Linked DNA regions of Homo sapiens: all the other regions are linked to region 2. Evidence: chromatin contacts called from ENCODE Hi-C or POLR2A ChIA-PET data. All regions are on one chromosome and are shown on one strand. Each heading gives the region's core, a stretch centred on a gene start or an enhancer-like site at or near the end of the contact. The rest is flanking DNA. Distances are from core to core; before and after follow the strand shown. Region 1 overlaps ATXN7L1 (ataxin 7 like 1). Region 2 holds the start of HBP1 (HMG-box transcription factor 1). Region 3 holds the start of PNPLA8 (patatin like domain 8, phospholipase A2). Region 4 overlaps ATXN7L1 (ataxin 7 like 1). Region 5 overlaps SRPK2 (SRSF protein kinase 2). Region 6 holds the start of PUS7 (pseudouridine synthase 7). Region 7 overlaps ATXN7L1 (ataxin 7 like 1).

Region 1 (3,351 bases), core at 745-3,244, 1.4 Mb after region 2:
AAGGTGCTGGCAGGGCTGCGCTCTCTCTGAAGCTTCCAGGGCAGAATCTGTTGCATGCTTCCGGTGTGGCTAGCCATCCTTGGCTTTCCATGTCTTATAGCTGTGTCACTCCCGGCTCTGCCTCCTTTATCACATGGTGTTCTCCCTGTCCACCTTCACATCATCTCCAGGCCTGTCTGTGTCTCTTCTCCTCGTCGTATAAGGACGCCAGTCATATTGGATTAAGGCCCACCCTAATGACCTCATCTTAACTTGATCACTTCTGCAGAGACGCTGTTTCCAAATAAGACCACATTCACAAGTATTGGGGATAGGACTTCACCATATCTTTTCAGGGACCCCGTAACTTTCTTCATCTGTGGCCTTTCTAGGTTAGCTGATAGCCACTTCATTCTTCCAGTTGCTTTGGACAGAACTCTTGGTGTCATCCTTGACTCCCATCTTTTTCTCCCATCCACATCTAGTCCACTAGGAAACAGGTTAGGTTCAAAACCAACTGCTTCTCCCACCTCCACTTCTGCTGCCCTGATCTGAGCCACCATCACCTAAATTACTATAAAAGCCAAGTATCAGTTCATGTCACTCCTCTGCTCAAAAGCCTGCATAGCTTCCCACACCACTCAGAGTCACTGGCACAGCCTTTCCGCCGCCCCCATGCCATCCCCGGCTTCAGTGCCTCTACGCTGGCTCGCGTTGGCTCCTGCACACAGGCTGGCTTCTTTGCTCTCCCTCATACGTCCTAGGCTCTCCCCTTCTCTGGACCTTTGCACTAGCTCTTCCCTCTGTGCGGAACACCATCCCCTAGATGTGCTCCAGCCTCACAATCTACCTTCTCACCTTCTTCTAGTCTGCTCAGATATCACCTTCTCAGTGGCACCCTTTTTACAATTCCAGCCAGCCTTCCCAGCACCAGTGTTTTGTTTGTTTGTTTTTTTATAACACTTTACCCTTTCTATAGCAGACATTATTGGGAATACTTATTGTTTGTTGTTTGTCTCACCTGCTAGCATGTGATGTCTACAAGGCAAGGGTCTTGCCAGTTTTGGTGACTGGTGTTTCCCAAGGGCCTAGAGCAAGGGAGAGCCAGGACTGGGCCCAGGTCTCCCTGGCTCCAAGGCCATCCTCTTCCTGCTGTGAAAGACCACTCTGAACTATACAAGGGTAGATCTCTCCAACACCACATCTCGTTTATCCTCCCTGCCCCATCTTTTGCCATCTTCCTCAGTGACTTCAGTATCTCTGTGAGCCTACTTGCTAAAATAGAAATTTTAAACTGTACAGAAAGAACATGGTGTTATGTTCAAGAGAATGGAGTCTGGGCTGGGTGTGGTGGCTCACACCTGTAGTCTCAACACTTTGGGAGGCCAAGGCTGGAGGATCATTTGAGTCCTGGAATTCGAGGCCAGCCTGGGCAACATAGTGAGACCTCGTCTCTACAAAAAATTTAAAAAATTAGGTGGATGTGGTGGCATGTGCCTTTCGTCCCAGCTACTTGGGAGGCTGAGTTGGGAGGATCACTTGAGCCCAGGAGGTCAAAGCTACAGTGAGCTATGATAGCATAACTATGCTCTAGCCTGGGCAACAGAGTGAGACCCTGTCTTGGAAAAAAAAAAAAAGGAGTCTGGAGCCACTTACACAGCAGGTAAGCATAGGCACCTCACTTCACCTCCCTTTGCCTCAGTTTCCTCATCTATCAAAAGGAGATAATCATGCCACCTTACCTTGAAGGGTTTCTGTGAGGGCTAAATACGTTAATATATGTAACCACTTACCATGGAAACAGTGAGTACCATGTCAGTATCATTGTAAGGATATATATTTGAACCTTGAGGACACTATGCTAAATGAAATAAGCCAGTCATAAAGGACCAATACTGCCTGATTCCACTGATATGAGGTATCTAAGGCAGTTGACTCGTAGAAGCAGAACATAGAATGGTTGAGTGCCAGGGGCCGGAGGAAGGAGGAAGTGAGGTTGCTGCTCAGTGGGCGTGGAGTTTCAGTAGTGCAAGCTGAGTCAGTTCTAGAGATCTGCTTTACAACAGTGTGCTTATGGTTAACAATACTGTACTATACACTCACAGATGTGTTAAGACAGTAGATCTCATGTTATATGGGGCTTTTTAAACCACAACTTGTTTTTTAAAAAGGATGTAATATATTAGTCACTAACCCTTTGTTTTATTGAATTTTCTCAAGGTTAAGGGACTTACCCAAGTGCTCGCAGCTTATAAAGGAAAGAGGGTGACAAGAATGAAGCCTCTGACTTCCAGGGCTCTTTGTCCTGCTCCAAGTCAGGCATTAGTTCTGTCTGTCAAAATCCAGATTATCAAAGGACCATAGTATAAAAGGGCTCTGCAATATGGGGAGGTGCATCCACGCTTCTTTGGGAGAAACGCCTCACATGTTGGCTTCATAAAACTCTTCTATGCCCCGTAGGTTGGACAATGAGAAATAAATAATCCAGACATTGGTGTTTTTGATAGGTGGTTAGAGCTTCCCCAACAGGGGGAGTAAACAAAAGAACCATCTTAATTTCAAGCTTAGTTAGAACTACGGAAGACTAAAAGTCATTTTTCAAAATGGTGGGTGGTGCCAGGGCTCTATCCCCACCTGGAAGGGGCACTTGATCTGTAAAAGCAGCAAAAATAATTGTGTCTTTTATGTCACTTAGGTAGAAGCTCCTGTCCCAATTAATTCTTATCTCCTCCTCCCTTTATAAATATGCTTGGGCAAAGTGACATCCTAGCAGTTTTTTGTTTTGTTTTCTCTCTTCTTAACAAGGAATTCTCTCTGCTTAGGCATTTTAGGTGCTGATTTTTCTCATGTCCCAGAGATGCTTCTAATTAGTTGATGCTTCCTTCCCATAATAGTTCACCACAGAGAGTGGATTTGGACTGGAGGAGGGAGCAATTTTGTCATCTTATCAAAGTGCCACTGATCAGGTTGGCTTTCCTGAGTGCTCATTCATTTTTCCGCCTCTCTGGAAACAGAAGCAGCAAGCTCCTTGCTGAGTGGAGCTGGAGGTTTTTGGGTTTTGCTGTCTCCCCAGTGCTTCCCAGCACCCTTTGATGAAATGCTGCCTCAGAGTCTTTGCAGTAGGGCTCACTAGAGAAATTATCTTTTTCCTTTCACATCAGTGGAAAAACACTTGGCTGGGGACAAATGGCAAAAGCATGCCACTGTCACCTTGTCCCTAAGTAACCTGGCACCCACCAGGGCTGCCTGCAGGCCCTGTGTGTCCTGGGGAGAAGGTATATAAAGGCCTCTTCCTTTTCCTGCTTTCTAGGAGCAGAGTGACCCTCCAGGCCAAGGACAGTGCTGTATTCTTGGGTGGTTCTGACATTGCAG
Region 2 (3,033 bases), core at 217-2,716:
TACCACACTCATTTGCAAGATAAAGGAAAATAGCAAAAAAAAACCAAAAGTACAAGACATACATTGCAGATTTAGATCACTGTTAAATGACCAGAAAAGTATTTCCAATGTTAAAATTATTCTAATTCTCAAAAAGTACCTTTAATTTCAAAACCACTATTAGGAGTGCTTACGGCTATTCAGAGGGAAGTATTAATAAAGCTAAAGCCTCCATCCGAGCTGTTAGTAGGACTCCATCGCTTCCCAGTATGTATAACTCCTTTTCTAAGCCTCCTCTCGTCCTGGCATCAGTGGCACCATGAGCCAAAAACAAAACAAACAGAAAACTTGAGTATTACCTCGCTGTCAGTGCTCCTTCTAAAAACGACTGTAGCTGAAAACTCCCTAAGAATGAACTCGAGTGTAGAGTGCACAGCGGAGAGTGAAACACCCTAGACAGCACGCAGCATTTAAAGCTACAAAAACCTGGCTGTCCACTTCGCCTGGTTTGTTTTGTTTTGTTTCAATCGGCCTGCGGTGGCAGCATAGGTTGAAAGGCGGAGACTGGAATCGCCTGCCAAGCCTCCTCTTTGGGTCACACAGAGCGGTGCCTCCCGGTTCACGCCAAGTCCATCCCCCACCCTCTTTCGCCATTCATCGCGTTCCCCTCCCTTCCCCCCATCATGTGACCGCAGCCCGGACTCCGGGCTTGTTTTTCCCCTCGGCTCAGCCCCAGCGCGCAGGCGCCTGGGAGCCCATTCATTCGAACTGCGTAACAATGAGCCCCGGGGCCCAGCGGCTCCGCGAGCTCCTCAGCTCAGCCAGAATCCCCCTCAGTCCAGAAGGAGGCGGCGCCTCACTGGGGTCCCCCACCTCCGGCCAGCCCCCCACCCCTGGCCAAGCTCCGACCCTCCGCCCACAAACGGGGAGTTGAAGTCAAACTTTCCTGGGCAGCCCCGGCGCTGCGTCGGCCCCTTCCCCCGCCCTGGCCCGCCCCATCTCCACACCCGGCCCGGCCACCCACCGCGCGACCTGGCCCGGAACTTCGCCCTCCCCCTGCCTCCTCCCGGCCCCCGCCCGAGACCCCCTAGCGCCGCCGCCCCGAAGCCCAGGTGAGCTCGCGGGAGACGCTGCTCCGGTGGGCTCGCCGCGGGCACCAATCGAACGGTTAACTGCCCCCACCCCAAGGGCAACCCTCCGAGAAGAAGGAACGAGGACCCGAGCCCTCCAGTCTGCCCAATCCCCCGCGCTCCTGCCCCTCCCTTCCCCACCCCCACCTCTTCCCTAACTGAAAGACAACAAACCTGCCGCGAAGTGCCGGCAGCCCAGGCGCGGGCCGCTCCGGCCACGACAACACCACCAGCAGCTCTCGTACCCCCTCTCCGACCGACGTCGGCCTCCCCCGCGCGGGTTACTGCTCCCGCGGCAGCTCTTACTCCTCAACCGAAACTTTCCTACTTACCAAACCCGTCGCCATTACCAAGTCTTTCAAGCTTCGTCTTCCCCCTCCCCTCAACCCCCTGGGGGTTGAGCCCCGCCCAGCTCTTTCGCCCTCTTATTGGACTGCAGAACTGCCATTCGGTTCTTCCCCTTTCCCATTGGGTGGTACCGTGGTCCGTCTCGGGGGGCGGGCATGTATTGACTTTTGTGTTGTGTTTACTGGAGAAGATGGCATGTCAATCACAAGAGTAAGTGCTTCGGATTGGACTATTGCCGAGAGTCCGGGGACCCAAGCCAAACTTTGTCCCCGAAATGGATTGTGGGTTCGTAGTCTCAAGCCTTGGTCCTTGGCTGTGGGAGACTGCTGGCCGGGGAAGAGCTGGACTACGTATCCCAGAGGCGCTCGCACAGCGCAGTCTTGATAGTAAACAAGAGTCATAGGGACACGTGTATCAGCTCGTTTGTTTTGGTGTCTGGGACAAAAGGGAGGGGGCGGAGGAAGGGAGTGTTTTAAAGCTTGGGCCTCTTCTTTTCCTCCGGGCCTCTGCTAACACTTAGAGCGGCCCAAGCCTCTTGCAGCACCCAATCCGGGCCATAAACAGCCAGAGTTGCTCGCTGCTCAAGAGTTTGGCAGGAGGCCAGGGTATTGTTTTAGTGCGAGGGGAAGGAGATGACTGCACCAGCGGAAGTACTGCAGGCTAGCGAGGGACTTGATCACCCACAAATCACGGCCCCAGGCACGAAGGGGTCGAAAGTGATGCTGGGGGCTGCACTGGCAGTGGGAAGAACTAGAAGTCCTTTCTCTTGTGCCTTGCCTCACCACTCCCAGGACAGCAACTTGAGATTGCCTTGTCAGCTCTGTTCAGTTCACCTAAGTTTGTTGAGCCGCCACCTAAGTGCCAGGAAGAGTGAGGCTGGGGGATGGACTGTGAGCAAGCGAGAAGCTGGAGTCTAGAGAATTTACAAAGCGGGGGCGGGGGCGGGCGATTACGAAATTGAGGCAAGTTAAAGCGGCATTTTCCATACTGATTAGTATGCTCGTTGGTTAACGTAATACAAAGGGTGTAATGTATGACGTAAACTGATTTAATTTGTGAATCATTATCAGTAAGTTTCTCTGGTGAGTTTTATTAACCCTCTTTTCCTTCTAGACGTTTTCTCATTGATGAAAGAAACTGTCTTTCCACTTCATTTCCACTAGGAGTTCCTCAAGTTACGAATTCTCTGACTCACCAGAGACGCTTCCCTGCTTTATAGTTAACTTCTCTTTAAACATGGCTGTCCATTCACAGTCGGCTGCATCTAGTCAATAATTGGTGTCTTTACCATTCACATTACAAAGGCATGATTAAGCTTTTTCCCCCCTTTGAACCTTTAGTGTTTAATCATTTAAATTGTGCTTTAGATTTTCTAACTTTAGATCACTAAATATATGCTTAGAATTAAGATGAGGAAAACCTACATTAGTAAGAAATCTGTAAAAGCAAACCTTTGGACAGAGCCAGAAATCACACAGCTAGTTATTTCTTTAAAACCTCCTGCATTTCTTGGATTTTTAAATATACCTGAAAGCCGCGTAACAAATCAAGAAATCCAAAATAAGCCCCCACATGT
Region 3 (3,221 bases), core at 184-2,683, 1.4 Mb before region 2:
GTGATAGTCATGGCACCTATTGCAATAGTTCTAAATGTCTTCCTTGACATTTTAACAAGTGTCAGAATAATTTTTCTTTAGCAACAAGGAGGAATCTGTCTCAAAAACTAAAGCTCCTTCCACACGCCTGTAAGGCTTAATTGGTGCATACATCTTTTAACTCTCCTGTAGCTAAATAACATGTCTGGCTTATCCACTGCTGGGGTTTACCAGGCATTATGATGTACATAATCCAGACACTGTGTCCCAAGAACATAGCAAGCTGGCTTTCCCTCCTTGATTTAAAAAAATCAAAACAACACAACTATCAGGGTAACATCCACTACATTTGACAGGTCAAAGAATCCCCTTCCTTAAGGACTTTACAATAACCTTACAGGGGGCTAAAGCATACATACCCATGGGTAGTGGGTAAGCCTTGAGAGTACAGTATAAGTCTTGATAACATTTTGAGGTTGATAACTAGTTGAAACTGATCTGTTTTCCCGACCTCAACGTAATTGCAAGGTCACTTCAAGAGGGTAAGGGGCTATTGCAACTACCCAAATTCGCTATTGTAGTATAAAAGCTTTAATTAACAGCATGTATAGGAATGCAAAGCTATGTTCTAATGAAACTTTAAAAAGCAGACACAAATATGAATGTCATATAATTGTCATCTGTCGCAAAACTTTTTTTTTAACCTTTGAAAAATGTGAAACCCATTTTTAGCTCCTAGTACAGCAGAACCTGCGGTGGGCTGGATTTGCCCTGAGGGCTGTAGTTTGCCCCTGTGGTACGTATGAAATGCCACAATTTTAAAAAGATGTGTTACGTGTGGGACCATTTGTGGGGCGGTTTATGCTAACTTCCAATACAGTAATATATGTCAACTCGCTTTTGAGTGACATTTAGTCTGGGTGGCCATGCCCAGGAATGGATATAGAGAAAGGGGCGCGGCCGCGCCGGGCACCACCCTCCAAGAGACTGGTATCGCAGCCCCCAGCTCCAAGGAACTCAGCGCAGGCAGGGGCTTCAGGGACGCGGAGAGGGAGGCTTATCTCTGCTGAAAGGGAATAGCGGCCCGCAAACAAGCAAACCAGGACACTGCTCCGAGGTCCCGCCCAGGAAGGCAAAACGAAGTCCCACCGCTCTCACACCCGGCAACCAACCAAGGCACAGCACGCCCCACCAGCAAGCCACGCCTCGCGCATCACGCACGCACGCACGCACGCACACACGTCTGTCGCGGCTTCCCGCCTTGCGCTCCGTCATGCTCTATTGCGCATATCTCGGGGCGGGGGAGGAACGGAGATTGACAAGGAGGCAGAGGCCTGAGCGAGGCGGAAAATCCTCACCCCGGCCCGCGGGTAGACCCAAACTTCTAGCGCGTCACTTCCGCTGGGGGCGGAGCGGGGCGGGGCTGAGTGGGTGGCGACCTAGCTGCTGCGCCAGTGTTTGTGTTGGAAGCTCAGCTGATGCAGGCCGGTTGGAGTGGACGTCATTGCCGGGAACGAGCGAGTCGCCGCTGCAGCCCTAGTGACTGCGGCCTGCATCCCGGTAAGTAGCCGCGAGGGGACAGGGGCGGGACGATAGGAGGCTGGTTGATCGTTCTGGACCCTTGTCCGGCGCTCCGGGTCGTCCTTTCTTTCTTTGGAGGGCACTTCCCGAGCGAGAGGGTGGGGACACGCCAGGCTTTGGGGAGGAGCTGGCGCTGGAAGGAGCCCGCAGGTCCTGGAGCTCATTGGTACTCGGCGCCCTCCGCCCCCGTGGGCTTTGCTGCCCCAGAAGCGCAAACCGTATTTGGTTTCGCAGGTCCCGCCCTGCTCCCCCTGTCCCATCCCCACGACTCCCTCCTCAATTTTCCAGAGTCTGTCTGCCTTCCCCTGGACTGTAGTGTTCTCCAGTAGTTAACTGGTCACTCTCAGGAGGGTTTCCCTAGTCTACATCATTCTCGACTGTCAGTGTGCACCTGGTGATTCTACTGCCTGATATTTTTTGTCAGTAATCTCTTTCTGACCCCATCCACATTTGATTCTATCCTTGACCGCTGTTGCTTAAGTGGATAAGGTGTATGAATCACTGTGTTGCAGTGCTTCCTATCCCTGTGTCATTTCTATCATTGTGCTGGAAGGAACCTGCTTTCCACGCCTAATACAATGATAACTTTAAAATGGTGACTCATAGGAAAAACTCAGGAGAGTTGTGACATAAGGGACTATCATATAATCCTGCTTAAAATACTGTTTTCAATTCCAAAACAGTTGTATCCTGGTTCTGCAGTCCTAATTTCTGAGAGTTCAAAAATGACAAATGTTTCAGTGTATTAAGAAAATGCTGTTAAACAGTGAAACATTAAGAGCTTATGCCTTGTGAGGCAGTTGTATCAAGCCCATTTTAGCTATTTTGTTAAATTGCTTATGCAAATTAGTTGTCCTTTCAATATAAGAACATGTTTTTATTTCGTAATTATAATCAACTTTTTCTTAATGTTGATCTCTTTTTTTATTTCTATATCAGGACTAAATTAAAATCTTGTAAACGCCCTTTTAATGAGTGATGTTGAATGAAAGGGCCAGTTTCACTAGTTTAGCTATTCACTTGTTTCACATGCAAAGTTGTTACAAGAACAGCCTGTACTTTGAGTTGTTTTTTTTTACCCCAGTTAGAGGGGTTGTGCTGAAGCTGCATATTGCTTCACTCATGGAATATATATTTGTAAAAAGGTCAGAGTTAGAATGCTGAGCCATAGACACCTTCCTGTCCTGCCATTTTTTGTTGTTGTTGGGAGTCTCTCTCTGTCGCCCAGGCTGGAGTGCCTTGGTGCGATCTCGACTCACTGCAAGGTTCAAACGATTCTCTTGCTTCAGCCTCCCGAGTAGCTGGGATTTACAGGCGTGCGCAACCACACCCGGCTAATTTTTTTAAGTAGAGACGGGTTTCCCCATGTTGGCCAGGCTGCTCTCAAACTCCTGGCCTCAGGTGATCCGCCCGCCTCGGCCTCCCAAAGTGCTGGGATTTCAGGCCTGAGCCACCGCACCTGGCCAGTCATTTCTTAGTTCTTATCTTTCTCTGCAGTACTCAAGTATTTTATTCTGTTCATTATCCATTACTTGAAAAAATTTGGTCCTGTCTTGGTTTTCAGTGTCCTGATTTTTTCAGGGTGGCTTTTCTCCTGTTTTGTTTCCTTTAGAGTCTTTTCTTCCTCTTCCTAGCTCTGGGTGGCACTCAAGGCTCTACCC
Region 4 (2,942 bases), core at 99-2,598, 1.5 Mb after region 2:
GTAGGTGCCAAGGAAATGCTAAGAAAAAAAAAAAAAAAAGAGTGAATGAATGAATGAAATAGCTTTCATTTTAACCCATATTTTTGTCTCCTTCCTGCATTTGTATTGGCACCTACTTTCTCTCTTCCACCTTTTCTGCTTAAGGATATGTTAGTGTTTTGTTGTTGTCTGTTTTTATCTTCTTGGATGAACTTAAACAGTTTTAAAAAAGACAGAGCCTATTAAGCAATGCATCTTATATCATTCTCTTTTTTCCTCATCATCATGTATTTATCAAGTGCTTTTTTTTTTCTTTTTTTTGAGATGGGGTCTCATTCTGTCACCAGGCTAGAGTGCAGTGGCGTGATCTCAGGTCACTGCAACCTCTGCCTCCCAGGTTCAAGCAATCCTCCCACCTCAACCTCCCGAGTAGCGGGGATTACAGGCATGCACCACCACGCCTGGCTAATTTTTCTGTGTTTTTAGTAGAGACGGGCTTTCACCATGTTGGCCAGGCTGGTCTCAAACTCCTGACCTCAAGTGATCCACCCACCTCGGCCTCCCAAAGTGCTGGGATTACAGGAGTGAACCACCGCACCCAGCCTCAAATATTTTTCTTTAAGTAGTGATTAGTCTCTACATACTATTTGTGCCATTTTGAATTTCCTTGTGAATGTGAGTGTACTATTTTGCATACATTTTCTTAGGTTGAGATAACTCTCTTACCTGTCTCCTACCAATTGCTTTATTATGGATTATTCAGGTTGCTTGTAGTATTTTTTTTTTTAACTGTAGTAAACAGTGCTGAGAATATCTTTGAACTTTTTTTTTCCCTTTGGGATATTTCCTGGAGGCCTATTTTCCAAACTTACATTACCAGATTACCAGATGAAAGGCTATGGATGCTTTTTAGTTCCTGTTATTATCACCAGGTTGCTCTCCAGAAAAATGTAATCCCTTGAAAGTACCGCTGGCAAGGTGTACATGTGCTTGTCTCCCCACAGATTCTATTTCTGTAGTTTTTCCTTTTAGCTAGTCTAGGTGTCTTGTGAGGGCATCCCTGGGGGCTGATGGAAGTATTTCAGGGCCCTGGAAAGCCCCTGGGACTCCCCAGATCCTGCCCAATAGTGGTGATGCCAGAAATTTGCACCTTAGTATAAATGACAAATAGAAGAGGAGGAGGAAGGGGGAATGCCACCACAGGGGAAAAGTTAAAAAGGATCCTAAGTTACATGACTTCACAGCAGCTCTGGAATGGGAAATGCCCTTGTAAGAATCATCCCAGTTGCATTTCTAAAGCGTGGAGGGAAAGGAACATCCCAGGCAGGGTGGCATGGTAGAAAGGGCATTGGCTCTGGGGCCAGGCAAGCCTGGGCTTTCCTGCCAGCTGCTGAGGTCTGCGTGACCTTGGTCTTGTTTCACAATCTTGCTAAGCTTTAATTTCCCCCATCTGATATCTAAGAAGAAAAAAAAATAATAGTAATTTCCCCATCTATAACAAGGCAACTAACGGTATCATACCACATGGTAGGGTTATTGGGTAGATGAGCTGGTGAGTGAAAAGCAGCTTACACAGTGCCTGATATATAGTAGGTACTCAAGAAAGCCTGCTTTCCCTCCTAACTGAATGAATGTGCATGGGGTGACCAGATGACGAAGAAACCATCCCAGAGCCTAGGGATTTGGGAACTGAGCTGGTGTTGGTGTGAACAGTGTAGACCACAGGCCCACACTCATATTTGTCAAAAGAACTTAGTGCCCAAGATAGGTCATGTTGCCCAGCAGTGGGTAGGAGGTGAAGAGGGGTAAAGAAGACCTAGCATAACCTTTGCTTAAGGAACGCCTCCTCGGCTCCTCAGCCCTGCCATCTTTTAAAGAGGTACTGCAGTCTGAGAAGGGAATGGGCACTCCAGAAAAGCTCACAAGCACTCCTGGCATGGAAACTGCTTGGCACAGCTCTGCCTGCATTCGCAGCCTGTCCTATCACCTGACTTTCCTGTGTCTTCATTTCCTCCTCTGCTGAGCAAGGCTGATTCAATATCCCCCCTTACACCATGGCAGTAAGTTTAGTATCTAACTACGATGGTGACAAATGAGACAACAGGCCCAGGTTCTAGCCCAAGCTCCTCCACTTAATAGTCTTATGACTTTGGGCAAGTTTCTCAAATGCAGTCTGTCTCCATTTCCACAGCTGGGGGGAATCGTTACCTCACCAAGCGGCTGTAAGTACAGCTGGCCTGGCTCCTGGCACGGCTCCCAGTGCCAAGGTGCCAGCCCTGCCTCTCTCTCCAACTCCAGTTTACTTTTGGAAGAAGGCCCCTTGGAAATCAGGGTGTTTATAGGCAGCATCCTGACTGCAGCTACAAAAGCAGATTGAACCCACTGATAAGATAGAAACCGGCTAATGACTTGCCAAGCACCTGCCCTCAAAAGTGGGGGCTGAAGGAGACTCCATGCTGTCAAGTGAGTAAGCCAGGTGCTGGCCTAAGCCCAAGTGTGCTTACACAACCATGGCAGGCCACAAGCGACTGTGGTGCTCAAAGTCTATTGGGAGGGGGTTAGTCCCTTAAAAGCCATATTGGAAAATTCTCAACAAGTTCTTTCTAAAAATGGTGCAGGGAGCCACCTTGAGTATTTGCAGCCGGCTCAGCCATTCATGAGGCATCTGTGCTAAGGTTTTAAATACAGGACACTGATGCTGCAAGTATGAAAATATCTCCATGAATAAGCGTATGGGGAAGGGAACACTGAATTTTTACTGAAATGGGATTGCCTGAGAACCTGATGGATTTTATCTTCAGAGAGTGAGGGGAGCAAACTGGAGACACCAGGGTTCCCCGCGCCTATCAGATTTTTGGGATGCTGACAGCTGGTGTCTGCAAGCTCCCTGCTTGGCTGATCTCCAGGACTGCCCCTGGAGTTGCACCTGGATGTTTAAGGAGGCTGTGGGGAAGCAGGTGGTC
Region 5 (3,076 bases), core at 346-2,845, 1.8 Mb after region 2:
CTTTAGGAAGGCTCTCTGCATGTCTAGTTCCAGTTTGTACTGGGAAGAATTAAAAAAGTCTGCCAGCTTCTTTAGTTTGTCCTGTCTTTTGTGATGATTCTTTCTGAGATCCCCTCCTATCAGCTCAGGAGTGGGATTTTCTGGAGAAGGAAAGTGTTTTTCTGTTCCTTACTGCTCACCTTGGGGCATTCAGGAACATGGGCCTGATGAATTTGCTTGAAGGCAGTCTGTAATCCCATCACTTTGGGAGGCCAAAGAAGGCGGATCATTTGAGCTCAGGAGTTTGAGACCAGCCTGAGCAACGTGACAAAACCCTGTCTCCACCAAACAACAACAACAACAACAACAACAACAACAACAACAACAAACTGGGCTGGATGGCACGCTCCTGTAATCCCAGCTACTTGGGAGGCTGAGATGGGAGGATTGCTTGAGCCCAGGAGGTCAAGGCTGCAGTGAGCCATGATTGCACCACTGCATTCCAGCCTGGGTGACAGAGGGAGACTGTTTCAAAAAAAAACACAAAAAAACAAAACCATTACCTGGAAGAATTCTAACAGCACTATTATTCTCATTTTACAGATGAGGAACTGAGGCACAGAAATGTTCAGCAGCAGGCCCATTGTTTAGAGCTGATAGGTTGTAGAGCTGAGATTTAAAACTACCAAGTCGAAGCTTACAACTGTGCTATCTTACTTTTTTCAATTAAGAGTCATCCTTATGGAACTTTGGAGTTGGGAGTTCCTTAGCAATTACTTAATCTAACCCTTTCATTTTACTGATGAGAAAATTGAACCTTAGATAATAAGGGATTTATGACTTAGTCTCAGAGATAGGCAGGTAAACAACTAGCAGTGACACAAGGTGGAATAGAATGTTAACCAATAGAGGTACTGGCATTTACTGTGTGAAATTAAGGGAGGGATCATGTAATTCTGATGACTAGCCAAGAGCTTTTTTTTTTTTCTTTTGAGATAGAGTCTCGCTCTGTCACCCAGGCTGGAGTGCACTGGTGCAATCTTGGCTCATGCAACCTCCATCTCCTGGGTTCAAGCAATTCTCCTGCCTCAGCCTCCCGAGTAGCTGGGATTACAGGCGTGCGCCACCACAGCCAGCTAATTTTTGTATTTTTAGTAAGAGACTGGGTTTCACTATGTTGGCCAGGCTGGTCTCGATACCCTGACCTCAAGTAATCTGCCCACCTTGGCCTCCCAAAGTGCTGGGATTACTGGCGTGAGCCACCACACCCAGCCCCTAGTTGTATTAGCTATTTATTACCACATAACAAGTTACTGTGAAGCATAGTGGTTTAATGCAACATTTATCATCTTAGTTTCTGTGGGTTAAGAATTTGGAAGCAGTTGAGTGGGGTGGTTCTGGCTCAGGGTTGCAGTCATTTTGAAGGCTTGGCTGAGGCTGGAGGATCTGCTTCCAGGCTGTTGGCAGGAGGCCTTGCCTGTTGCTCTGTGGACCTCTTCTTGAATGTTCTCACAACATGTCAGCTGGCTTCATCAAGAGGGAGCAAGGAGGAAGCTGCGGTTACATTTTTATAACACACCCTTAGAAGACCTCACACTGCCACTTCTGCCACGTTTGTTAGAAGGGAGTTACTGGGTACAGCCCACACTCAAGGGAGAGTTCAGGTTCTGCCCTTTGAAGAGATGCAAATTAAGTAATTTGTGAACATATTTTTGAAACCACCACACTAGCTAAGCATATTGAGGAGGAGAAACAGTGGTGAAGAGTTAAAAGACGGGGATTCTAGACCCAGCTCTGCTGCTTGCTCCATAGGGAGGGAATGATTCATCCTTCCTGAATCTCTTATTTTCTCTAGGAAAATAGGATCATCAAACTGCACAGCCTGCTTTACAGTGGATTATAAGGGTGTCTTAGTCTGTTTACTGTTGCAGTAACTGAATTTCTGAGACTGGGGATCATCAAACTGCACAGCCTGCTTTACAGTGGATTATAAGGGTGTCTTAGTCTGTTTACTGTTGCAGTAACTGAATTTCTGAGACTGGGTTATTTATTTCTTCTTCTTCTTCTTCTTCTTTTTTTTTTTTTTTGAGATGGAGTCTTGTTCTTGTCTCCCAGGCTGGAGTGCAATGGCACAATCTTGGCTCACTGCAGCCTCCGCCCCCCGGGTTCAAGCGATTTTGCTGCCTCAGCCTCCCGAGTAGCTGGGATTATAGGTGCCGGCCACCACACCCAGCTAATTTTTTGTATTTTTAGTGGAGATGGGGTTTCACCATTTTGGCAAGGCTGGTCTTAAACTCCTGACCTCAGGTGATCCTCCTGCCTCGGCCACCCAAAGTGCTGGGATTACAGGTGTGAGCTACTGCGCCCGGCCGGTGATTTATTATTATTATTATTATTTTTGAGACGGAGTGTAACTCTGTCACCTAGGGTGGTCTCAAACTCCTGACCTCAGGTGATTCGCCCTCCTCAGCCTCCCAGAGTGCTGGGATTACAGGGGTGAGCCTGTTGCCCATCCTTAACCAGGGGTGGGCCTGGTTAAGACTGGGTAATTTATAAAGAAAAGGAATTTATTTCTTTCAGTTCTGCATGCTGGGAAGGCCAAGGTCAAGGGGTGCATCTAATGAGGACCTTCTTGCTGGTGGGGACTCTGCAGAGTCCCAAGGTGGCCTAGAGTATCACATGGTTAGGGGGCTGAGTGTGCTAGCTCAGGTCTCTTCCTCTTATAAAGCCACCAGTCGCACTCCCAGGATAATCCGTTAAAATTCGTTAACTCATTAATCCATGAATAGGTTCCATTCATGAGGGCAGAACCGTCATGACACAGTCACCTCTTAAAGACCTGCCTCATAATACCCACATTGGGGATTAAGTTTTAACGTGAGTTTCAGATGGGATAAACATTCAAATCATATCACAGGGTGGTAGCAAATAGATAAAGCGCGTAAGATAGGCTCTGTAAACTTTAATGTAGTATAGGGTTGGCTGGCAGACGTGGCTTCTTACCCTAATCCTGCTGTGTAATGGCTTAATAGCCATGTAATCTGAACATGTTTAAGCTATCTGTGTGCCTCAGTTTTCTCATTTGTAAAATGGGATT
Region 6 (3,341 bases), core at 575-3,074, 1.6 Mb after region 2:
TGGCCAGGCTGGTCTTGAACTCCTGACATCGTGATCTGCCCACCTCGGGCTCCCAAAGTGCTGGAATTACAGGCGTGAGCTACCATACCCGGCCCGTCCTTAAGTTTTGGCAATTATGAATAATGCAGCTATAAACATACTTGTGCAGGTTTTTGTGTGAACATAGTTTTCAACTCCTTTAGGTAAATATCAAGGAGTGTAATTGCTGAATTGTATGGTAATAATATATTTCTTTTTTTTTTTTTGAGACAGAGTTTCCATCTTGTTGCCCAAGCTAGAGTGCAATGGTGCGATCTCAGCTCACTGCAACCTCCGCCTCCTGAGTTCAAGCGATTCTCCTGCCTCAGCCTCCCAAGTAGCTGGGATTACAGGCGCGTGCCACCACGTCTGGGTAATTTTTTGTATTTTTAGTAGAGACGGGGTTTCACCATGTTGGCCAGGCTGGTCTCAAACTCCTGACCTCATGATCCGCCCACCTCGGCCTCCCAAAGTGCTGGGATTACAGGCGTGAGCCACTGCGCCCGGCCGGTAATAGTATATTTCATTGTGTAAAAAACAAAACAAAAAAACAAATTGGGCAGGGCATGGTGGCTCATGCCTATAATCCCAGTACTTTGGGAGGCCTAGGCAGGCAAATCACTTGAGGTCAGGAGTTCAAGGCCAACAGGCAAAAACCCCGTCAAAAAAATTAGTCTGGCATGATGTCAAGCACTCGTAGGCCCAGCTACTCGGGAGGCTGATGCAGGAGAATCGCTTGAACCCTGCAACAGAGTGAGACTCTCTCTCAAACAAAATAAAACAAAACGGAAAAACTATTAGAGGCTGGGAGCGGTGGCTCACGCCTGTAATCTCAACACAGAGGCGGAGGCGGGCGGATCACGAAGTCAAGAGTTCGAGACCAGCCTGGCCAACATAGTGAAACCCCGTACTCTACTAAAAATACAAAAAATAAGCCGGGCATGGTGGCGTGCGCCAGTAATCCCAGCTACTCGGGAGGCTGAGGCAGGAGAATCGCTTGAACCCGGGTGGCGGAGGTTGCGGTGAGCAGCGATCGCGCCATTGCACTCCAGCCTGGGCGACAGAGCAAGACTCCGTCTCAAAAAACAAACAAACAAACAAAAAGCAAAAAAACTATTAGAGCCTGGGCAACATAGTGAAATCTTGTCTCTACCCCCCACCCCCAAAAAAATTAGCCTGGGTGCGGTGGGATGCACCTGTAGTCCCAGCTACTTGGGATACTGAAGTGGGAGGATTGCTTGAGCCTGGGAGGTCGAGGCTGCAGTGAACTGTGTTCACGCCACCGCACTCCAGCCTGTGCGACAGAGCGAGACTCTGTCAAAACCAAACCAAACCAAAACAAAAAAAACCTATGATCCGGTTTCTTGAAGCAGATCCTATGGCAAGCCATCAAGCCAGAGCGGTAAGAAGTAGGAAGATGGTGCTTTTAGATCCACTACATTCCCAGGATCAAATGTAGAACAATATTTAGTCCCTAAAGTGATTCTCTTTCCATTATTGTCAACTGCGTGGTCGGTGCAACGTGAAAGGGCCACAACTATGTGAAGGAAACACTTAGAATATAACACCAAAGGAGGCAATCGCTGCCTTAGACTTCCTAAAGATCTAAAGAACTCTTAGATGCTTGGTGAAATCGCTCTCTGCCGCTGGTGCGACTCAGGCGCGGTCGCGAGGAAGGTCCAGGGTGAACGCGCGTAGGCTGGGAGTCCGCGTTGGGGCGCTCCCTGGCTTGCAGGCCGCTCCGAGTGGGTGGGCCGGGGGCGGGGCCGGCGGCAGGGAGCGGACTCCGCCCCCGGGGCGGGTCCAGTCGGGCCGCGGCGCGTCGCTGCGCCGCACGTGTGCGAGCCCGGCCGCCGGTGAGTCGGCTGGAGCGCATCTGGTCCTCCGCGCGGAAAGCGCTGCTTTTGCCTGGCCGCCCTAGCCGCTGGCTCATCCAAGTGGCCTTCGCCGCTCTCTTGCGTCCCAACCAGAGCGCTGGCCACCTCGCCGCCCAGCTCACGCCGCGCCCGCGCTCCCAGGCTCCGGGTAAGTGCGCGGCCTCCCCGCGGCCGCCGGGGCTCCTCGGCCTGGCCCTGGCCCCAGCCCCAGCCCCAGGGCCCCGCCCCAAGAGGCAGTGCGGACTGGGAAGGCGGACTGGGAAGGCGGCCCCGCAGTGGTCAGAGCCCGCGGCGCCTCCATTATGGATCGTGCCAGCGGGAGCACGGTTGGAACCCAGTGGGTCCTGCGCTTCGGCGGTGCAGGCGCCGCTCTCCGCTCCCCGCTCCCCGCTCCGCTCTGCCCGGCCAGTCGTCCGGAGGCGCCGCGCCCGAGCGCTCCCCTCCTCCCCGCGCGGCGCTGTCCCCCGGGGGCCCCCTTCCCACTCCTCCCTTTCTTTGCCCCGGACGCTCCCTAAACTCTTGTCCCTCCGTCAGAGGAACACTGGCCCTGAAGCCCTTCACGGTGCCACTGCTTCGCCGCGCCTGCCTTCTGTGGGTCCAGCCCACGTGTTCCACCCCTGTGTCCTGCGTCGCCGCTCACTGGGAGCCTACTAGGCGCCACGCGGGCTCTGGGGACTGCTTGCTTTGTATGCATTTCCCAGAGTAGGAGTGGACGGGCTGCAGACTCAGAGTGCTTTCTCCAGCCCTCAAGCTGGGTGAATGCTTAACGAGTGGATGGAGGTGCTGCTGTGCAAGCTGAAATTCGAGTCCTCCTCGTCAGCCCTGCGCAGAGGTGTTTAGAAGCACACCTTCGTTGCCTGCCGAGTAGGGTTGGCAAAGAGTTTAGTTTTTAAAATATTTGGTCCCGTCAGACTACTTTTTTTTTCCATTCCAAAAATAAAGGGTTACTAAGGTTCCCTCCCCCCCATCCCCAAGCCTCTAATCATCTATGAAATGACTATGCCCCATTGGCCTGGGGGAGCCTCGACTATTGAGGGATCTGTCGAAAATCAGACTGTACAACACTATTGAAAAGGGGTTGGTTAGGCAATTGTTAGGTTCAAACATTAGGAAAGTAGCCAACAGTACGTACTTAACAACTCCTTGTGAACATGTTTTTGGTTTTTTTATTTTTATTTTTTTAATTTTTTTGAGACAGAATTTTGCTCTTGTTGCCCAGGCTGGAGTGCAGTTGCGTGATCATCGCTCACTGCAGCCTTGAACTCCTGGGCTCAAGCAATCCTCTCACCTCAGCCTCCCAAGTAGCTGGGACTATAGGCATGTGCCACCACACAGGGTCTCGCTGTGTTGCCCAGCCTGGCCTCAAACTCCTGACCTTAAGCAATCCTCCTGCTTTGACCTCCCAAAGTGCTGGAATTACAGGCTTGAGCAACCACACTCGGCCTT
Region 7 (3,064 bases), core at 62-2,561, 1.5 Mb after region 2:
TGCAGTGAGCCAAGATAGCGCCATTGCACTCCAGCCTGGGTGACAGAGCCAGACTCCATCTCAAAAAAAGAAGGAAGGAAGGGAGGGAGGGAGGGAGGGAGGAAGGAAGGAAGGAAGGAAGGAAGGAAGGAAGGAAGGAAGGAAGGAAGGAAGGAAAGAAAGAAATTCATCCAGCATGTCCCTTTCTTCTCCTATGGGATTTACCAACTGACAAATTCTAGTGCTCCTGCCATCACCCCCACATGTGCAGCAAAGCCTCCACATTTGCAAAATCTAAGTCAATCTCTAAAAGATGCTTCGAGGAAGCACCCAGTTCCTTCTGCTAATAACCGCAGTGTGTCATGTGACACCTCCCCCTCCCCCAACCAGTTCTCTCTGAAAACTACCCACCCACCCCACCAATAAAGTAGCATGACGTCTGTCCTTCAGCTGCCAATATCTACATTTCCTTCAAGGTGGTAATCTTTTGCTTTTGTAATTTAAGTTCTTTTTTATTCGTAATTGTTACCCAATTGCTTTGGGGCTTGCATAAACAGTTAACAAAAACACCCGCACGAGGCAGCCGGTTCGCTTTCTGTGCTTGTTGTTCTTGGCACTGGGTCAGTTCTATGAACTTCTGGTGTCCAACTGGTAGGACCTGAAACTCCGTGTTTAACAAGTGCGTGTAGTCAAAACAGTTGGCGTGTGCAAGCGCGGATAGCTGGTATTGACTGCAGCTGGTCAGCCGTCGGGCTGTGCACCGTGCAGAATACCGTATCACGTTGCTCTGTTTGGGGCTGGGCTTTTGTTGTTGTTTAGTCGTTGCGATTTTTTTCCCTCCTTTTTCTTTCTCTCTCTCTCTCTTTTTTTTTTTCTTTTTTTTTTTTTTACTGACATCCGTGCTAATGTGGATCGCTTCAGGTTCCAAAAGTACAACATGTTTACAGTCGTCGTAGCATCAGATTAAGTTGGCAGCCTGAGTCTCTCTGTAAGTGGTTTTAGTTTACATTTCTTCTTCTAGCAGGATGTTTTGCATAATTTTGCTGATCCTAGGTTATTTATAGACTTTTTTTTGAAGAAACGGGGATGCATAAGAGTTTCTGTTCCAACTGTGGAAAGTGAAATTTGTTTCTCCACTTAGAGAAACGGCGGTGTATGTGCAGCAGAGGGTTATTTTAGCTCTTGATGATTAATTTCTTAGGGGTCACTTAATAACGTTCCCGAGAGTCCTAGGACGTGTTGTTTTCCTTTAGTCGTTCACAAACGGAGTAAAATGAAAGTAATGATGCCATTTCCTCTGGGGCGCTCCTCGAGGGTGGATGCAGTGATTGGGTATTGTTTCAAACGTCTGAAATGAGTTTACAGCGGTTGTTTTGTCAAACTCCTGGGAGCAGTGGCATTTGGTGACCCAAAACATGCCCAAGGGCTGGTCTGCAGGACTCAGAGTCACGGGGGAGGGGGACGGAGGAAGAACAGACACAGGGAAGTTACTGGACCTTAGTTTGTCCCCACCTAAATGACAGTGATATGCAGACATTTATAACATTTTTAAAAGGATGATTGACTGCAAGATGGCATATGGGCTCATGCTTTATCTGTGTGATTTTCTGGCCTGGTGGTAGCATCTTTGGGGGCCCGTGTGCATGTTTGAGTAAGAACTAAAGCTTAGCGAAAACACTAAGCCGGAATTAGCACTCTATAAAAGGGTTTCCCGTAATATTTACTAGAACAGTTGGCTAAAAATTGCCGTGCTTGTCCCACTGAATGGCTGTGTAATTAAATCAGCCCTTGATATCGTACCTTGAGCACCTCCCATCTCTGAGTCTGCCGCTCTTGGAATTTGCATGAGTAAGTAGCGCGTTCATCAGCATAATGAATGTGGAGTCCCAGTCTAATGGTCCGGGAGAACCTTGTAAATGAGACACTTCATTGTGCCTCGGGTTAAATATTTTAAACTAAACAAATCGCAAAAGAAGGAGAAGACGACAAACATCATTTAGGCCTCACGGAAGGCCTTCTGAGGAGCGGGTCTGCTTAGATCCAAGACCTTGAGTCCCACACAGATGGGTCCAACCCCACCCCCAGCATCACATGAATGAGAACGGACAGTGAAAACGGAAATTTCCAAGGTGGTAAATGTGACCATTAGGATGAGGCTTGACATAGTTCTAACTGCTGAGTGCTGCCAAGAGAGGCTTTCTTTTCTCCTCCATGTTTCTCTCATTCATATGAATGCTTTTTTTTGCTGGGCGCGGTGGCTCATGCCTGTAATCCCAGCACTTTGGGAGGCTGAGGCGGGCGGATCACCTGAGGTCGGGAGTTCGAGACCAGCCTGACCAACATGGAGAAACCCCGTCTCTACGAAAAATACAAAAATTAGCTGGGCATGGTGGCACATGCCTGTAATCCCAGCTACTCGGGAGGCTGAGGCAGGAGAATTGTTTGAACCCAGGAGGCGGAGGTTGCTGTGAGCCGAGAGCGCGCCATTGCACTCCAGCCTGGGCAACAAGAGCGAAACTCCGTCTCAAAAATAAAAAAAGAAGTGCCCTGTCTCCTTTAACCTTGCAGAGAATAATGATGAGGCTTCCTTGCTTTAGGCCTTTGACGTTTAGAGTCTGTCCTGTGCTTTCTCACACTGGCCCCACTGAGCTGGTGGGGGCCAAGTCCAGCCCTTTGGTCCTAGTAGGAAAAGCCTGGCTTTGGGGCCTGGCTCATACAGGGGAGCTGAGAAGCTAAAACTCGGGCTCGGACATGATCCATCGGACCTTCGCCTCCTCATGCCCCCATTTGCTCTGGGCTAACTGGCTATGACACGATGCTAAGGGACTCTTTGTTCTAATTTGATTCAAATCTGCCCCTGTGTGTGGGGCCTCTGTTCCACTTCCCCGTGCCTCCTCCGTATGTCTGGTTGGGACCGGGAGGACTTTCGGCCCACCTTCGTAAGGTGTCAAGCTTGAGGTGTGTGTTGGTTTGTATGCATCTCAGCTAGGAATGATTATGGGGGCTGCCCCCAGCTGTGTCAATCACCCCCACAGCCCAAGTGAATGGAAAGATGTGAAGAGAACCTATAGGCCTTTATGTTGGA

Evidence for each region. A loop is a pair of places that touch in the nucleus more often than their neighbours do. ChIA-PET counts read pairs that join two places held with the same protein, here RNA polymerase II (POLR2A). Pooled maps may share reads with other maps.
Region 1: a pooled map shows a loop between it and region 2 (10-fold over the local background). The contact joins the enhancer-like site here to the promoter of HBP1 in region 2. A Hi-C loop is called at or near these places in 3 of 37 single-sample maps with no recorded cell type and 8 of 50 pooled maps. POLR2A ChIA-PET finds 5 or more read pairs at or near these places in 2 of 52 experiments (B cell and activated B cell).
Region 3: a map of ascending aorta shows a loop between it and region 2 (13-fold over the local background). The contact joins the promoter of PNPLA8 here to the promoter of HBP1 in region 2. A Hi-C loop is called at or near these places in 5 of 168 maps with a recorded cell type or tissue (CD4-positive, alpha-beta T cell, CD4-positive, alpha-beta memory T cell, ascending aorta and 1 more), 7 of 37 single-sample maps with no recorded cell type and 24 of 50 pooled maps. POLR2A ChIA-PET finds 5 or more read pairs at or near these places in 6 of 52 experiments (CD4-positive, alpha-beta T cell, CD8-positive, alpha-beta memory T cell, HepG2 and 3 more).
Region 4: a map of B cell shows a loop between it and region 2 (5-fold over the local background). The contact joins the enhancer-like site here to the promoter of HBP1 in region 2. A Hi-C loop is called at or near these places in 1 of 168 maps with a recorded cell type or tissue (B cell) and 9 of 50 pooled maps. POLR2A ChIA-PET finds 5 or more read pairs at or near these places in 2 of 52 experiments (Caco-2 and activated CD4-positive, alpha-beta T cell).
Region 5: a pooled map shows a loop between it and region 2 (10-fold over the local background). The contact joins the enhancer-like site here to the promoter of HBP1 in region 2. A Hi-C loop is called at or near these places in 6 of 50 pooled maps. POLR2A ChIA-PET finds 5 or more read pairs at or near these places in 2 of 52 experiments (CD4-positive, alpha-beta T cell and SK-N-SH).
Region 6: a map of ascending aorta shows a loop between it and region 2 (7-fold over the local background). The contact joins the promoter of PUS7 here to the promoter of HBP1 in region 2. A Hi-C loop is called at or near these places in 5 of 168 maps with a recorded cell type or tissue (B cell, CD8-positive, alpha-beta T cell, ascending aorta and 1 more), 2 of 37 single-sample maps with no recorded cell type and 17 of 50 pooled maps. POLR2A ChIA-PET finds 5 or more read pairs at or near these places in 5 of 52 experiments (CD4-positive, alpha-beta T cell, CD8-positive, alpha-beta T cell, T-cell and 2 more).
Region 7: a loop to region 2 is called in a map of B cell, with 30 times the contacts of the local background. The contact joins the enhancer-like site here to the promoter of HBP1 in region 2. A Hi-C loop is called at or near these places in 2 of 168 maps with a recorded cell type or tissue (B cell and naive thymus-derived CD4-positive, alpha-beta T cell) and 9 of 50 pooled maps. POLR2A ChIA-PET finds 5 or more read pairs at or near these places in 1 of 52 experiments (CD4-positive, alpha-beta T cell).

The regions. Positions count from the first base shown.
Region 1 is chr7:105,808,039-105,811,389 of GRCh38, reverse strand. All of the region lies in intron 2 of ATXN7L1 (ataxin 7 like 1), which reads left to right. Among named protein-coding and RNA genes, the nearest start is that of ATXN7L1, 67 kb to the left of the region's middle. RefSeq lists enhancers at 2,175-2,284, 2,405-2,474. Within about 2 kb of position 1,994, at least 8 of the 41 ENCODE cell types and tissues checked have a DNase peak (open chromatin) inside an H3K27ac peak, as active enhancers do.
Region 2 is chr7:107,167,436-107,170,468 of GRCh38, reverse strand. HBP1 (HMG-box transcription factor 1) reads right to left here and starts at 1,466. Exons shown (of 11, transcript NM_012257.4): 1 at 1,284-1,466. RefSeq lists silencers at 767-986, 1,247-1,346, 1,365-1,938 and an enhancer at 1,657-1,816.
Region 3 is chr7:108,524,347-108,527,567 of GRCh38, reverse strand. PNPLA8 (patatin like domain 8, phospholipase A2) reads left to right here and starts at 1,433. Exons shown (of 11, transcript NM_001256007.3): 1 at 1,433-1,539. LOC124901722 (a long non-coding RNA gene) reads right to left here and starts at 1,093. Exons shown (of 2, transcript XR_007060473.1): 1 at 1-1,093. RefSeq lists enhancers at 815-1,154, 1,445-1,564, 1,336-2,296, 2,976-3,221.
Region 4 is chr7:105,672,982-105,675,923 of GRCh38, reverse strand. The region is part of intron 3 of ATXN7L1 (ataxin 7 like 1); the gene reads left to right. Among named protein-coding and RNA genes, the nearest start is that of EFCAB10, 93 kb to the right of the region's middle. RefSeq lists an enhancer at 1-15. Within about 2 kb of position 1,348, at least 14 of the 41 ENCODE cell types and tissues checked have a DNase peak (open chromatin) inside an H3K27ac peak, as active enhancers do.
Region 5 is chr7:105,350,795-105,353,870 of GRCh38, reverse strand. The region is part of intron 2 of SRPK2 (SRSF protein kinase 2); the gene reads left to right. It also overlaps the pseudogene LOC124901716. Among named protein-coding and RNA genes, the nearest start is that of SRPK2, 37 kb to the left of the region's middle. RefSeq lists an enhancer at 1,438-1,517. Within about 2 kb of position 1,595, at least 27 of the 41 ENCODE cell types and tissues checked have a DNase peak (open chromatin) inside an H3K27ac peak, as active enhancers do; they include CD4-positive, alpha-beta T cell, where a contact is called at or near this core.
Region 6 is chr7:105,520,754-105,524,094 of GRCh38, reverse strand. PUS7 (pseudouridine synthase 7) reads left to right here and starts at 1,824. Exons shown (of 16, transcript NM_019042.5): 1 at 1,824-2,043. RefSeq lists enhancers at 559-1,059, 2,343-2,997, 3,312-3,341 and silencers at 1,696-2,445, 2,655-2,800.
Region 7 is chr7:105,689,463-105,692,526 of GRCh38, reverse strand. All of the region lies in intron 3 of ATXN7L1 (ataxin 7 like 1), which reads left to right. Among named protein-coding and RNA genes, the nearest start is that of EFCAB10, 110 kb to the right of the region's middle. RefSeq lists enhancers at 574-1,249, 1,250-1,925, 1,926-2,601, 2,602-3,064. Within about 2 kb of position 1,311, at least 33 of the 41 ENCODE cell types and tissues checked have a DNase peak (open chromatin) inside an H3K27ac peak, as active enhancers do; they include B cell and CD4-positive, alpha-beta T cell, where a contact is called at or near this core.